Regions from separate parts of the Homo sapiens genome. Here all the other regions are linked to region 1. Evidence: chromatin contacts called from ENCODE Hi-C data. All regions are on one chromosome and are shown on one strand. The core of a region is the stretch at or near the end of the contact, and the rest is flanking DNA. Distances in the headings are between cores, read along the strand shown.

Region 1 (4,915 bases), core at 1,511-4,010:
CCGCACAGACCTCAGCGTTCTCTCCAGCGTGGGGCATGAGAGGCCAGTGGCTCCACACAGCTGAGGCACAGCCTGGTGGTGAGAAAACCCACATCCACACCGAGTGGGTACGAGGGATGCGGAAGGGCTTTAGGCAGAGAACAAGTCCCACTGGGCTTCTGGGCACTCCTGCTGTGCCAGGGGTCAGAGGGCAGGACCAGAGGGACAGAGCAGGAAAACAGGAGAGCAAAGCGCACGAGGCAGCCCCCGGGTTGGGGGCCTCCTTCTTCTGTGTCTTATGAGGAAACCACCCAAGCCCACCCTCCGTGTCTCCTGTCATTTCAGCCTCACGGTCCAGGGCCGAGTGGCCACCCAGGACAGACACAGACCTGACAAGTCACCAGCCTTCCTGGGTTTCTGTCACTGTTTTTCAAAGACCCCAAGCTGTTTTGTTTAATGATGTCGTCCTCCTTCTCAGCACCTGTCCACGCCTGTTGCCATGAGTAGAGGCATCACACCGCGGGCCAGAGGGCTGGACCAGGGGCAACTCGGCCACCAACGGCCGAGTTCTTCACTGAGCGGCTCAGGCCCATGAACAACACCTGTGGTTCCGGAGGATTTTCCGGGCAGCAGAATCCTTCCCTCCAATTGCCTCGTGTGAACTGGTGGAACCAGCAGGAGGGAGAGACCAGGCGCTCAGCCTCCCTCGGCCCCTCCCCTGCCATGAACAGCTGTCTCCAGCTTCGGTTCCTCACCTGTGGCACTGGGGTTACCGGAGTGCTGCCCAAGGCCAGGGCAAGAAGCAAGTGAGGGGTGCCCGGAGAGAGAGCCAGCAGGGCTTGAGGCTGTCACACAGATGCAGCATTACAGGGGACCAGCCACTTCCTGCTCTCAGAGACCACGGTCTGTGGAGGCCCAGACAAGAGGCCCTGCGCAGTTATGCAGTTACTGAGCCTCGGGCTCTCCTGGGGACTCAGAGGTCACTGGCTCCTCTGCCAATCAAGGAGCTCTGGAGAGCCTCAGACACAGACAGAAGCAGGAAAAAGAGGGGTGCTCCTCCCGCAAGCAGAAGGACCTCGGAGGAGGCAAGGCACACCCAACCCAAGGCCAGGCCAAGCTGGTTTCCTGCAGGACCTGCCTCCCCCAGACAGGCCAGAAAAACAATTTCTCTTGCCCCACTTCACAGTTGAGAAGTCACTCAGAACCGGAAGGGAGAATCACCCCTATATCCTTGCCCAGCCCCAGACTCTGGAAACGCGGAGGCAATTACGGGGCACTCCCACACTGAACTGTGACTCACGTTTCCGCACCCCTCAGACCTGGGCAGAGGAAGAGATCCGGGTTTCCCGAAGGAGAAGCACACAACTCTTCAGCACCCAACGGAGTCCCAGTCTTCCCCACTGGCCCCACACACCCAGGCCTGGCCTCAGGTTCTGGGCCTCACCATTGCTTTCCGGGTCTTGTTACCTGCAGTCCGGTAACAAACTCCAGAGCAGTAAGGGGGCCCCGAGAGCTCGCCCGGCCAGGGCCAGCTGACCACACAAGAGTTCCCCCGGTCAGGACTAGAGGGGCCCCTTCTGCAGCCAGCGGGAGGACAGCAGATTTGCAACTTCCCAGCTGGTGCCGCAGCAGCCCCAGAGGAACACGGAAGAGAACACTGGCATGGCTGGCACAGACGGGGCTCCCGCCAGCCCCTCCACGCCAGGTGGCCGCCCCCAGGCCGTTCCCCAAGTGAGGGGAGTGATGCCCGCACCAAGCACAACATCCCTAAGGCGGCCAGGACCGCACGATGGGCCCGGATATAAGGGCACTCAAGGGCAGGCAGGGCCGAGGCCGCCTCCGGTGTGCGCGGCCCCCGGGGCTGGCCTCAAGTGACCCACATGGCCCAGGTCCCTGCCGACTTCCCGCCTTCCTCTGGGTTCCTCTGCGAAGCATCGCCCAGCCCTGGCCCCCACCAGCCTGGAGGCGCCAGCGGGCGGCGGGCTGACCCCACTCCGGGGGCCCTGCCGTCCCTGCCCTGGCTCGGAGCCCGGCGCGCCCGGCCCCCGAGGCCTCCTGCGCCCCGCCGAGCCCGCGCTCCCCGCCGCCCTCCGGGCCCGCGCTCCCCGCCCGGGGTCCCCGGCTGGGCGCCCGGCCGGGCCCGGCCGACGGGACTCACCTCCACAGCCCGGCGGCGCCGCCTCGTCCTCGCGGCCCGGGCAGCGCGGCCCCGGCCCCCGGGCCCGCTCGCCCCCGCCGGCCGATCCACAACTTCTGCCTCCGGAGAGCGGCGGGGCCCCTCTCGCCGCCGGCCGCGCTGCCCGGACGGCCTCCCGCTCCTCAGCCGCGGGGCGCCCCGACCCGGCTCCGGCCCCGGCCCCTGCCCGCGTCCGGCGCCCGCCTTACGCTGCCTTCGTAGCGTAGCGCCCGGCCCGGGCCCCGCGGCTACGGCGCGCCCGGGGCGCACGCGGCGCTGTGAATCGCGCGCCCGGACTACGGCTCCCACAGGGCTGCGCGGCGCCGACGGGGCGGAAGCTCGGGGCGGTGCCTGCGCGAGGCAGGCCGGGAGTTGTAGTCCTCGGGTGGCGCCCTCCCAGTCCGCCGACCGCCCGGGCCACTTCTCCTGCCCTCGCTGCTGGAGACGGCCGGGCCCGAGGCCTCGGTCCCCGGGAGGCGCCGCGCTCCAGGATTATCAGGGAGTGGGGCGGCCCGAGGAGGAGCTGGAACTACAACTCCCAGAGGGCCTTGCGAGGGGCACGGAGGGGCGGGGCCTGCAGCCGCGGCGTCTGCGCATCAGCGGCGTCACAGACGCGTGGGGCTCGCGGGGAGCCGGGCTGGGGCCGTCCGTGTCCCGCGGGGCTCTGGGCGGCCGCTCGACCGAGGACCCACGACTCCGCCCCGACCCCGCCGTGTTCGCGAGACCCGGAGACCCCTTCGCGCCTTCCAGGACCGCCCCTTTCGCGACGCTGCGTGCTGTGCTTGGTCCTGGCGGCCAAGAGCGGCGGTGGCAAGGGGACCGCCCTGGCCCGAGACGCGGCCTGGCCTCGCAGCGTCGCTTGGGCACAGCCTCTCTAGGCCCCTTCGTCCTCGGTCGCGGAGGGACGCCATTAAACGGCCACGCCGGGCTCAACTGGGACGCGGCCCACGGCGCCCAACCAGGGCCTGGGGGAGGGAAGCCGGGGCGACTCCTGGGTCCTTCCAGGACCCTTGCGCAGGCCTCATTCTCTCCCCGGAGGTCCCCTTCCCGCTGCCCTGAGGCCACTCTCCTGCCAGCAGCTGCTGGGCCGGCTCTCGGGAGAATGCCTTGGCGTCAAGCTTATCAGGCTGCAGGGCGGGACGCGAGTGCTGAGGGCAGCCAGACTCCCGCTCTTAGGTGCACTTGAGGAGCCTGAGAAGGCAGTGGCTCTGCGGGAGAGGGAGACACAGGAGCAGGGCTGGTCCGCCGAGATTCCGGAGAGACGGTTGTGGGCCGATTCTGTGGCGAGATTTACAAGTGGGAGGTTGGGTGACGATTGCTCCTGGGCCAGAAAATCTAAGCCAGTCTCAGCAAGACCTACAAGGCCAGGGCCAGTGCTCCTCAGAGGATATTCATGCTCCAGGAAAGCCAAGGATGGGCCTCCGTCATGCTGAGATGCCGCAGCAGGGACACCTGTGTCCCACGTGGAGCTCGGCTTCTAGCTGCAGTCAGTGCAGAAGCTGGCAGGAGGGGTTTATTTCTGTCCTCGGAAGCTTTTGGTAAGGACACTTCATTCCTGTGTCTTGGACACCTCCCCCTAGGTCTGCTGCCCCCTCTGTGGAGACAGGCAGGGCAGCTGGATGTGCCGTTTGTTCCCAGACTATATCCATGCCAAAGCATCCCAAGGGCAGGAAATGTGTCCCCGGGGGCCAGTGGGGGTCTGGGGGCACAGAGGGCTGCAGAGTGAGAGCTGGCTCTCCTCTCTGCAACTTGGACAAGGCTCTGGGACCCTGTCCTCCCCAGCTTCCTCACCTGCATGGCAGGATACTGGCCAAGTGTGGCTTTCGAACCACAGGAGAGGGTGCAGTCAAGGCCTCACTCAGGGACCGCAGGTTCTCTTCCCTTCCCAGTCCTTCCCTGGCACTGCCTAGGTGGCTCCCTGGCCAGGGGCCAGTGGTCTAGCCAGCAGGCCTTATAACCTCCCCACCAGAGAGGCAGCTGCAGTTGAACCTGTTGATCTGATGCTGAGGGCCCTGCCAGCTCACTGCAGAGTGGCCAGTTCTGGCCAGTTTTGCTAGGCCAGGCCCATTTGGGGTGAGGAGAGGGTGGGAGCACCCCAGCTCTCCCCAGTAGCCTGTCATGGTGAAGGAGGAAGCCCATTCACCCAGAAGAGGGCCTCAGGAGGCGTCTTCAAGGTGACTGAGGTTTCCCCGCACAAGGAGAGTGCTGGAGGGAATGGGTGCGATGAGAGAAATGAGTCACTCGTGCCTCCGTGAGGCCAGCCTGTGATTGTCTTGAAGATTCTGAGTCACAAGACATCAGGCACACAGGCGTGAATTGTAAATGACTGCACAGCAGAAGGTAAGTGACTCTGGATTATCCAGACCATTGACCGAGCCCTGCTCCGTGCCAGTGCTTCCTGGCCTGAGGACACGACTCTCACATCCAGACAGACCTGAGCAGCTAACGCAAGTGCGCAGAAGCTCGCCAAGTGCCCAGAAGAGCCAAGAGGCGAGCCATGAATCCCCCCTGGAGGAGAAGAGGATGGGGAGGGCCAAACAGAAAGAACTGAAACTGGAGGCATCTGTTCAGGCACCCAGAGAAAGCCTCACGCGCACAAAGCAGCAAACAGAACAAACCCCAGTGCCATCATGGAGCCCAGACTTGAGCACACAGGGACCCTGGCGTGGAGCACGAGGGTGCCAAGGCCCGCAGGTGGCTGACTTGTGTGCTCTGGTGCCATGCTCAGATTTGATGGGATGACCCTGCAATTGCCTGCTT
Region 2 (4,915 bases), core at 2,192-4,691, 450 kb after region 1:
CTTCCCGGAGATAGGGTGGTGGGAAGAAGGGGTCAGTGTGGGGAGCATTCAGGAGGCCTTCCTGGAGATAGGGTGGTGGGAAGAAGGGGTCAGTGCCTGGGCGGGAAGCCCAGAAATCCTTAGGCATCCAGAGCCATGAGGACAGAAGTGAACAGGCCAGGCTTGGCCAGGCCATGTCCAGGGGAGAAAGGGTGGCCCTGTTCCATCTTCCCTGGAGCTTAGAGGGAATGCCCCTCCAGGGGCTTCACTCTGCACACTCCTGTGCCTCCATGGGGGCACACTGGGGGGGCCCAACTACCACTCTGGAGAGGAGGTTCCCACAGCCCTTTTCTCATTGTTTCCTTTTCCATCCCAAATTTCTGATCAGGATTTCACTGATACCATTTCCACCAGTGGCAGATACTGGGGCCTCTCACCCCTCCCCACCCCCATGGCCAACACACACCCCTCTTCCTTGTTGGCAGAGCCTCCTGGGGGAGACCACACCCTCCTCAGCCCAGAGAGTGGCCTGGGATTTCATGGCAACTCACTGCAGTGACCCTTTTAGGGATGAGTGCATGACCCAAGCCTGGCTGAGGGGTCTGCAAGGGCATCCACTAGGAGGTTATGGAGAGGGCAGAGGGCTGTCCCTGATCCAAGGGACACAGGGTGAGACACCCTCTTCTCTGCTGGACATCATCTTGTCCACCAATGGGCTCAAGTGGGCATGACTGTGGCCTGACAAGGATGCTGAATAGAGACAAACGTATTGTGGTCCCTGATGCCATGCTGCGCCCTTGCCCTGTTCCTACGACGCACCTGCCACACGTGCTGTTTTGTTGTATCACAAATGCCCATTGTATTTTTTTTTTATTTTTGAGACGGAGTCTCGCCCTGTCGCCCAGGCCGGAGTGCAATGGCGTGATCTCAGCTCTCTGCAACCTCTGCCTCCCGGGTTCAAGTGATTCTCCTGCCTCAGCCTCCCAAGTAGCTGAGATTAGAGGCGCCCGTCATCACACCCAGCTAATTTTTGTATTTTTAGTAGAGATGGGGTTTCACCATGTTGGTCAGGCTGGTCTCAAACTCCTGACCTCGTGATCCACCCACCTCCGCCTCCCAAAGTGCTGGGATTACCGGCATGAGCCACCACACCTGGCCACAAATGCCCATTACTTAAGGTGCTTTTAGAAGGATCCGCATGGGGACAGAATGTTCTCTGTTCTCCATGAGGTCGAGCCCACATTCTAGGGTCTGCTCCTTTAGCACCCAACTCCTGGCACTGGTATTTCTCTTCTGGTTCTTCTTGGTGATTATAACCTAAAAGTAGGCTCATTAAAGGACAAAGGGAAGGCCTTGGAGCCTCTGGAGAACCAGAAAGGCAGGCCTGGGGCTTTGGCATCGAGGACCACCGCCACCACCTCGCTCCCAACAGATCCAGCCAAGATGCCACGGCTGTGTGAGCATCTGCTCGTGGGGACAGGCTGCACCGTAGGCCCCACCAGGATGGGACCTGGGCAGTCCCTGCTTCTTACTCCAAGTCTGATTGGCAGAGCCCAGATCCTTGACCTACATTAAGCTGCAGGGGCCCTGGGAAGCCAGCACTGCACTGTGAGCCACTACAGCGGGAAGGGGCAGCCCGACACTGGCCACAGCCACAGTTCCCACGTGTGGAAAAACTGAGGTGGATTGCCGGTGAGGAAGGCTAACGGTGCAAGTGCTCCTGCCCTAGATGCCCAGAGCCGGGGGCAGACAGTGGCACCCCTGCTCCACCCTGGGCAAGCAGCACTGACAATCTCTACATTCTTCCCAGATGACCTCAGGCAACTGAGATGAAGCTAAGCAGGGACCAGTGTGAGCAAAGCCGCTAAATGCATGAGGACAAGGAGGACTAACTGAGGGCCAATCCAGCAGGCAGCGGACAGGGGTTCAGGGACAACTGCAGTGACAGGCACTTCAGGAGGGCCCTCGCTGCTATGTTCACATTACCTGTCCCAGAAATGCCCGGGCCAGGGGGACTGCCGGCTGGTCGAAGAACTCCAACCCCAGTCGGGTAAGGTGGCCCTTTGGGCTTGAGAAATAGATGCTGCGGTATGGGCCCGGAGTGGTGGGCGGTCCCAAGCAGCGCTCCCTGGGGCAAGGTGCCTGGGCTGCATCGGACGAGCTGTGTGGCTGCTCTGCAGGTGCCTGGGCTGCGTCGGACGAGCTGTGTGGCTGCCCTGCTCTAGCTGGTCGCTGCTTCTTTTGCCCCATCCGTCGGCAAAACTGTAATGGGAAAAAAAATAAATAAGCATCCGAATAGGAGACAGCTGTGTGGTAAGGTCAGGCTCAGGAAGTGCAAGGACTGGATCTGACCACCTGCTTTGGTTTCTTCATCTGCAAAGCGGGGGTGACCATCCTGTGGGTTGTTATGAGGCACAAACACCCTGACACACTCGAGGCCTCAGGAAATGATCACGTCTGACGATGGACGGCTGCTGCTGGGGGCAGGGTGGCTGCTCTGCCCCACATATGTGCGAGCTGCACGGCATGGGGGCCCAGGCTGCATGACCTGGGGAGCAGATGGGGGCCTGAGCCTGGGACAGCAGGGCTGGTGCCCTCCGATTCCCACTCATCATGCAGGTCCCAAGCAAACGTCTGAGCTGGTTTCTGGAGCCCTGCCCTTTCATCCAACCCTTGCCAGAATTCAAAACACAGGATCTTAGCAGGGCCAAGGTCGGACACACAGGGAGGGGTGAGCACCGGGGTGACCACCGCGTGCTCAGGGTCCCTAACTGTCCTCTGCTTCATGGCCCAGGCTGGATAACGAGCAAGTGGGGCAAAGGCAAGGTCTCCTGAGGGACTAGGAGGGTCTGCTGAGACCGAGCAGGCCGCCAGCCTCCCACCTCTGGCCTCCCCATGGGTAGGGGGAACCTAACCACACATCCTCGGCTGTCCTGGGGCAAAGGAGAAGGGAAGATGAAGGTGGCGGGTGAGCGCCGGCCTGGCAGCACCCGGAGGGCTGGTCTTTAGCAGCACCTAAGTCCTCCTGGCATGGGAGAGATGCATTATTTTTAACGGGAGTGCTGACGTTAATGTAGAACGGAGACTGCCAGTCGGCCTGGAACGGACGCTGACGTGACCGTCTCCGCAGCTCGGCCCGCGCTGCCAGCGCGCCGTGGGTTCAGCCCCCGGGCGCTGCGGCCACTGCTCTCGGCCCGAGCTTGGCCCTTGGCCTATGCTCTGGCTCTGCCCCGAACCCTCGGGGCGGTGGGCGCTACGCCCGTCCCCGGCACTCCCGCTCCCGCGGCCGCGCTCGCTGCTGCGCCTGGGGGTGGGCGCGTCTGTTCCGCGGGGCGGCCGAGGCGCGCGCTCACCTGGGCCCCGCTGCGCGCGGGCATCCGGCGGCTCGGGCCGGGGCTTCGTGGGACTCGGACCCCGGCGCGGAGCCCAGCAGCCGCCGACCACGGAAGCACCCCTAGGACCGGGGCGGAGCGGCGCCTGCGCAGAAGGGGACGGAAGCCGGGAGAAGGGGGGCAGTGAGCGCCGGGAACTGGCTGCGCCCCCGGGGCGGGGCGGGCCACGTGGAGGTGGATCCTCTTCCCAGCGCCCACCGCCAGGTCCGGACCGATTCCCGGGCCCGATGCGGTGCCTGCGAGGCGAGAGCGGGGAAGGGGCACCTGGGGGTGGGGCGAGCCCCGCACTGTGCCCCGGCGCCCCTCCCAATGAGCTGTCCGCCCCCGCCTGCGCCCTGGTCGCCTGGCGGCCCCAGAGCCCACTCCACCAGCCGGTGGTCAGACCACCGAGAGGACGGGCCCGTCGTGAACCTGAGTGGATCCTCGAGGGGCCCGGGCGGAGTGGTCGTGCTTTGGGGGAGGGGGCGGGCCGCAGACGTGTTTTCCGGTGGGGTGCCAGCGGAGTGAGCGCCTGGGAGGCCGCCCCAGCCCTGGTCCGGAGTGGGCCGGGGAGTCCTTATCCAGGAAGTGGACGCCAGGCTTGTGCGGAGGCCCCCGCCCCTGGCCGGGGTTGTCACAGGCTGGTCGGGGGAAGGAAGGAGGGAGCGGCGCGGATTCTGCCTCTGCAGCAGAGCCCCCATCCCTCTTTCCGCCCAGGGATGCTGAAGGGAGCTCGCCCACGTTCTGGGTTGGGCCTGCTGGAGCGCAGGCAGCCTCCTCTAGAGGCCGAGGCCAGACCAGGGCTGAACACGGCCCGGCAGTGCGCAGCCGTCCTACGCTTCTGAGGCCTCCCCGACGGCCCAGCGCCTGTAAGCTCTCACAACCTCTCAAGTCAGATCCATGCCCCTAGGGAGGGGCAGGGACGGTGCTTGGCCCAGTGGACGGAAGGGCCTAGGGGACGGGCCCTGAGGGAGCTGGGCACACTGCTGGCTCCCACGGCCCATGGCAGCCCCAGCACCCAGCAGAGCCATCCCCCGCTTCTGGCCACTTGAAGGTTTATCTGGGTCTGCAGGGCCCCTCCACTGTGGCAGGCACAATCCCACCCCACAACCCACCTCTGCCGCACAAAAACCCTCGAGGGGCTTTTCCTGAGCTTTGACTTCTGTGACCCTGGTCCTGGAAAGGAGCACCTGAAAAGGCCTTGAAGAGCAACTGGGCACCTGGCCGCGTCAGGTGGGAGACGCTGGGCAGGACAGACGCACAGGCCATGTGTCTGGAGCCCTCAGATGAGTGTGACACCTGGTCCTACAGAAAGGCTAACAGGGCAGGACCTGGTCTCCAACTGCCTCTCCTCCTCTGACCAGCCGTCCCACCCCCATGGGCCCCAGCCAGGACTTCCTGGGGAGGGAGGGGCCATCAGCCGGCTGGAAGCCACCAGCTGTTTGTAGCACTGTGTGCCGCTTCCCGGGGTGGGGGCATAATGTGTCATCAATCCGTGTTTATAAAGCAGCCCTGGATGTGATTCCACACCCTCCCTGCTTATCTGCAGCCATGCCTCCCAAACA
Region 3 (4,915 bases), core at 741-3,240, 280 kb before region 1:
CAGGAGACTCGCTTGAACCTGGGAGGTGAACGCTGCAGTGAGCTGAGGTCGTGCCACTGCACTGCATTCTGTCTCTAGCCTAGGAGACAGAGCGAGACTCTGTCAAAAAAAAAAAAAAAAAGAGGGAAAAGAAGTTCTGCTCTTGTTCCTGGCGCTGGGACTCTCTCTTCCTCCTCCTGCCCTTGGACAGGGCCCCCAGCCTTGGGACTCCAGGACTTAACACCAGCGGCTCCTTGGATTCTCAGCTTTCAGCCCTGGCCTGAGTCACACCTTTAGCTCCCCTGGTTCTTCCGTTTCCTGACTTGGACCGAGCCAGGCTGCCAGCATCCCAGGTCTCCGGCTTGCAGATGGCATCCCTCCCGGGACTTCTCGGCCTCCCTAACCGCATGGGCCAATTCCCCTGACAAACCCACTATCATCCGTCTATTAATCCGTCTCTCCAATATATTGGTCGGCCTCTGGAGAATGCCTACTGATGCGACACCTGTTTCTGTACACTGGCTTCTGCCTCAGATCTCACAGGCGTGCCAGGGAAGAAGCATTCCAGATCCCATTTAGGAAACTGTGGAGGACGGTGTGAAAGTAAAAGCTCAGGACCCCAATTCAGGCTGCCAAAAGGACAGAACGAAGCCGAAGACGGAGCCGGTCAAGTTACTGCCTCTCCCTGTGTTGTTGGGCAGGTAACTACAGACGCGAGGTCAGATCTCACTCTCCATTGCCCTCATCTTGCGGACGCATCATCGGCGACCCCAGCCCCCCACCCCCCGCCCCTCCTTTTCTCTTCCCACCGTGGGCTCAGAAACAGGACCGGAGCCTTCCTTACCCCGCAGCCCGCTTTCCCCCTTTAAATACGGAGGCCTCAAAACCATCTCTGGAGAAAGGCATCGACCTGTCCCCCCAGGCGCGACCTCGACCTTGCCGAGCCACGCTCCGAAGCCCACCGAGGCCTGTCCCGGCTACTTCTTGGTTTACAACTGAAATGGACCAAAAAGACAGCGGGCATCCTTCTGGATCATCTGATTCTGCAGGGGTCTGCGACTTTCGCCGTCTTCGAGATATTTTACGGTCCTGGAGTTGCAGAAAACGTCGAGCAACGCGAGCGACTCTCGACCAGCGTCGCGTCCGTCAAATGCAATCGATCATCGCCAGTGGAGAGTGACCGGATATGAGAGCCCTGCCCGACTCCAACATGGCCGCCCAGCCCACGACCGAGGCCTGGGCAGCCGCTGCCAGGAGCCAAGATGGCTGCGACGAGCGCTGACGTCACGCGGGCGGCCACCGTGCGCGGCTGACCCTTTCCTGCCGGGACCCGGAAATTATCTCCCAAGGCGGAAGTAAACGGCGCGCGACGGTCGGTTGAAAAGTTGGCCGGGGCGGGCGAAGGCTGCGAGCGGGGCCGTCCGGGTGGTCTGGGCGACTGCCCCGAGGGCCCGCCACGCCCTGGGGCCAGCCCTGACCGTCTTACCTCAGTTTCCCCACCTGTAAGAGGGATCCGCTGGCGGGTCCCTTTGCCATCCCCCTTCTCTAAATGCAGGGACAGAAGACGGCCGCTGGCGGGACGGCCACAGGGGCCCAGGCCCGGCGCCTGCACGCGGGGCTCGCGCCCGGGTGTTTGGCCATATCGGGAGGCGGCAGGAGGCGGCGGCGAGGGGCCCTGGCGAGGGCACAGGCGGGTCAGGGAGCAGCGCTGGCTGAGGCCCGGCGGCCAGAGGGAGCGGGAGGGAAGGTGCGGGGCCTGGGCTGCTGCCTCCTGGGCACGTCTAGCTTTCGAGGGTCACACCGCGGGGAGAGGTGACATTTTGAAAAGGTAATGGGGGCCACGATCCCTCCAGAGGCTATAGGGAGGACCCTTCCTGCCTCTTTGAGCTCCTGGGGGCTCTGGGAGCTCCAGGCGTCCTTAAGAGGCTTGTGGCCGCGTGGCTCCAAACTTGTTTTTGTTTTGTTTTGTTTTGTTTTGTTTTTTGAGACGGAGTCTCGCTCTGTCACCCAAGCTGGAGTGTAGCGGCGCGATCACGGCTCACTGCAAGCTCCGCCTCCCGGGTTCTCGCCATTCTCCTGCCTCAGCCTCCCGAGTACCTGGGACTAGAGGCGCCCGCCACCACACCTGGCTAATTTTTTTGTATATTTTTTTTAGTAGAGACAGGGTTTCACCGTGTTGGCCAGGATGGTCTCAACCTCCTGACCTCGTGATCCGCCTGCCTCCGCCTCCCAAAGTGCTGAGATTGCAGGCGTGAGCCACCGCCCCCGGCCCAAACATTTTTTTTTTTTTTTTTTTTTTTTTTTTGAGATGGAGTCTCCCTCTGTTGCCCAGGCTGGAGTGCAATGGCATGATCTCGGCTCACTGCAACCTCCACCTCCTGGGTTCAAGTGATTCTCCTGCCTCAGCCTCCCGAGTAACTGGGACTACAGGCGCGCAGGCCACCACCCCTGGCTAATTTTTGTATTTTTAGTAGAGACAGGTTTCCACCATGTTGGCCAGGTGGTCTGCCCACTTTGGCCTCCCAAAGTGCTGGGATTACATATGTGAGCCACCATGCCCGGCCTCAACTTTTTTTGAGACAGAGTCTCACTCTGTTGCCCAGGCTGGAGTGCAGTGACATTATCTCAGCTCACTGCAGCTTCCACCTCCCAGGCTCAAGCAATCCTCCCACCTCAGCCTCTCCAATAGCTGGGACCACAGGTGCGCACCACCACACCCAGCTAATTTTTGTATTTTTTTGTAGAGACAGGGTCTCACTTTGTTGTCCAGGCTGGTCTCCAACTCCTGAGCTCAAGGGATCCTCCCGCCTTGGCCTCCATAAGTGCTGGGATTACAGGTGTAAGCCGCTACTTCCTGTCGTCTACTCTCTGTATTTTGCAAATAAAACGTTTGCAGGTCATGTCAAACATCAAGTGATTGATCTGTGGGGACGCAGGCGCCTTCCTCAGAGCCCCTCCCTCCCCTGCTTCTGCCCCAGCCAGCCTTGTGCATCTGCAGATACCGAGGCTGCTCAGGGGCGCTCTGCTGTCCACTGAGTGCGAGGAGTCTCAGGCGCTGCAGGGACCCGGGTGCTGCCACACGGGTGGACAGCCCATGGTGGCCGGTTGGAGGCCTCTAGCACAGACCCTGCACACCTGGAGGCTTCTGCTGGCAAAGCCCTGGGACCTAAGACCAGATGCCCAGGGCTATGGCCCACTTGGGATGACACACAGGGTCCCCAGATGTGTGCATCTACCCCAGTGACCCCCTTTTTGGGATGCTTGTGTCTGTTCTGGGGCTGCTCTGGGCCCCAGGGGTTGGGGGTGGGCGGTGTCCCCTTGTGAGAAGGGGCCCGCATGGCAGGAGTTCCCTGTGGGCGCAGGCCAGGCCCTGGAACGGTCTGTACCTCGCACACTGCATTTGCGAGCGGCTGCGCTGTTCCTGAGCTGGTTGGGAGCTCAGAAATGCAGGCGGGTGTCTTCCTGCCCCATGGGGTGGTAGAGATAGCCAGGAAGTGAGTGCCGGCCGCCCAGGGCCCCAGGCTTATTTCCCGAGACGGAGCTTGGCCACCTGTGGTCTGGTCTCCACGTAGCAGGATGCACGTTCGAGGCCTGTGACCCATGGGGTGGTAAGTGGGGTGTGCAGCTGCCCCACCCGTGTTGGGGTGACCTGGCTGTCCCCAGCAGCCACCTCTGCACGGGGGCTTCTGGTCAGTTCGGGCCATCCTAGCATCTGGCTAGGCTCTGCCAAACCCATTTGCCAATCAGATTTGGAAGACTGGACATTCTGTGGTTTCCCTAGCCCCGGAAGCAGCAGCAGGGCCATCCCCTGCACTGGGGGTCCCAGGATCCCTGATGGGCTGTGGCGTGACCCATCCAGGGTCTTAGAGGCCAACCTGGATTCACAGCATGTCCTGTGGTTAGAGGTACAGGCGGGTCCTTGGGCCCTGATGCACTTACAGTGGTGGCCACCCAGCCCGGGATGTTTGAATGAAGCCGTGGGGACAGCCAGAGGCCAGAACACACCGTCTTAACTTCTAGGTGTCCTTAGGCAAAATCACGGGACCTTTGTCATCCCTTTTTTTTTTTGAGACAAGGTCTCCCTGTTGTGAGCTGTGGCATGATCACAGTTCACTGCAGCCTCCACCTTCCAGGCTCAAGGGATCCTCTAGCCTCAGCTTCCCAAAGTGCTGGAATGACAGGTGTGAGCCACTGCACCCAGCCTAGTCATCCCAAAGCAAGTGTCCGTCTGTGTGGGCAGGGACTCTCCCAAAGCCAGAAGCCCTGTCAGGCTGCTGCACGGCTCTGGCCACCACCCTGCGGATCACGGGCTCCTAGGAAAGCCGCCCCAGGGACCACGACACACCGGAGGGTGGCCTGGGGCAGAAGGCGCGACTCACTCTCCCTTCCCTTCCCCCACAGACCTTGGAAAGGTCTCGCCTCAAGGCCTCCCACCACCCTCGGCTGAGCAAATGTGTCTCTCTTTTGGAAAATCTGCGACTTCTGAGCTGGTACTCTTGGAAGAGCGTAATTTGGTGGAGCCGGCAGTGGGGGCCTCTGAACCCAGCAGGCTGTTATTTTGCCCGTCGGTTCCCCTTAAACACACTCAAGTTCCGAATGGGGGCAGCACCCCATCCCCGGGAGCCCAGCTGGCATTGCTCCTGGTGACACACTGACCTCCAGTCCTCAGGCCAGGAGCTAGGGCGTCCGAGCCTGTGGGGATCCACCGCCCAGCCTGCTTCTGTCCTTCCAGGACCTCCTGCCTCAGGCCATGCTTCTGGTTAGCAAAGACATACCTAGCTTTTCAGGAGACGGGCGTCTCTTAAGTAGGAAACCTCCGGCGACTGTAACCACGCACTGACCTGCAGCTGTTCAGAGTAAACCGAGCTAAGGCAGGCACGCTACCCCGAGGCTGCAGCGCGAGCGTGGCTACGGCCAAGCCCCCAGCAGGCCCCTG

The links. A loop is a pair of places that touch in the nucleus more often than their neighbours do. Pooled maps may share reads with other maps.
Region 2: a pooled map shows a loop between it and region 1 (5-fold over the local background). The contact joins the promoter of MPG here to the promoter of LINC00235 in region 1. A Hi-C loop is called at or near these places in 4 of 50 pooled maps.
Region 3: a loop to region 1 is called in a map of CD8-positive, alpha-beta T cell, with 5 times the contacts of the local background. The contact joins the enhancer-like site here to the promoter of LINC00235 in region 1. A Hi-C loop is called at or near these places in 1 of 168 maps with a recorded cell type or tissue (CD8-positive, alpha-beta T cell), 1 of 37 single-sample maps with no recorded cell type and 8 of 50 pooled maps.

The regions. Positions count from the first base shown.
Region 1 is chr16:525,252-530,166 of GRCh38, reverse strand. LINC00235 (long intergenic non-protein coding RNA 235) reads left to right here and starts at 2,760. Exons shown (of 1, transcript NR_024121.1): 1 at 2,760-3,320. It overlaps CAPN15 (calpain 15), which reads right to left and starts at 2,455. Exons shown (of 14, transcript NM_005632.3): 1 at 2,138-2,455. RefSeq lists an enhancer at 3,335-3,896.
Region 2 is chr16:76,751-81,665 of GRCh38, reverse strand. It overlaps MPG (N-methylpurine DNA glycosylase), which reads right to left and starts at 3,441. Exons shown (of 4, transcript NM_001015052.3): 1 at 3,333-3,441; 2 at 1,966-2,241. The coding sequence starts at 3,356. RefSeq lists an enhancer at 3,362-3,656 and a silencer at 3,171-3,860.
Region 3 is chr16:804,211-809,125 of GRCh38, reverse strand. No RefSeq gene overlaps it. Among named protein-coding and RNA genes, the nearest start is that of GNG13, 5.9 kb to the right of the region's middle. RefSeq lists enhancers at 1,059-1,288, 4,604-4,915 and a silencer at 1,369-1,578. Within about 2 kb of position 1,990, at least 33 of the 41 ENCODE cell types and tissues checked have a DNase peak (open chromatin) inside an H3K27ac peak, as active enhancers do; they include CD8-positive, alpha-beta T cell, where a contact is called at or near this core.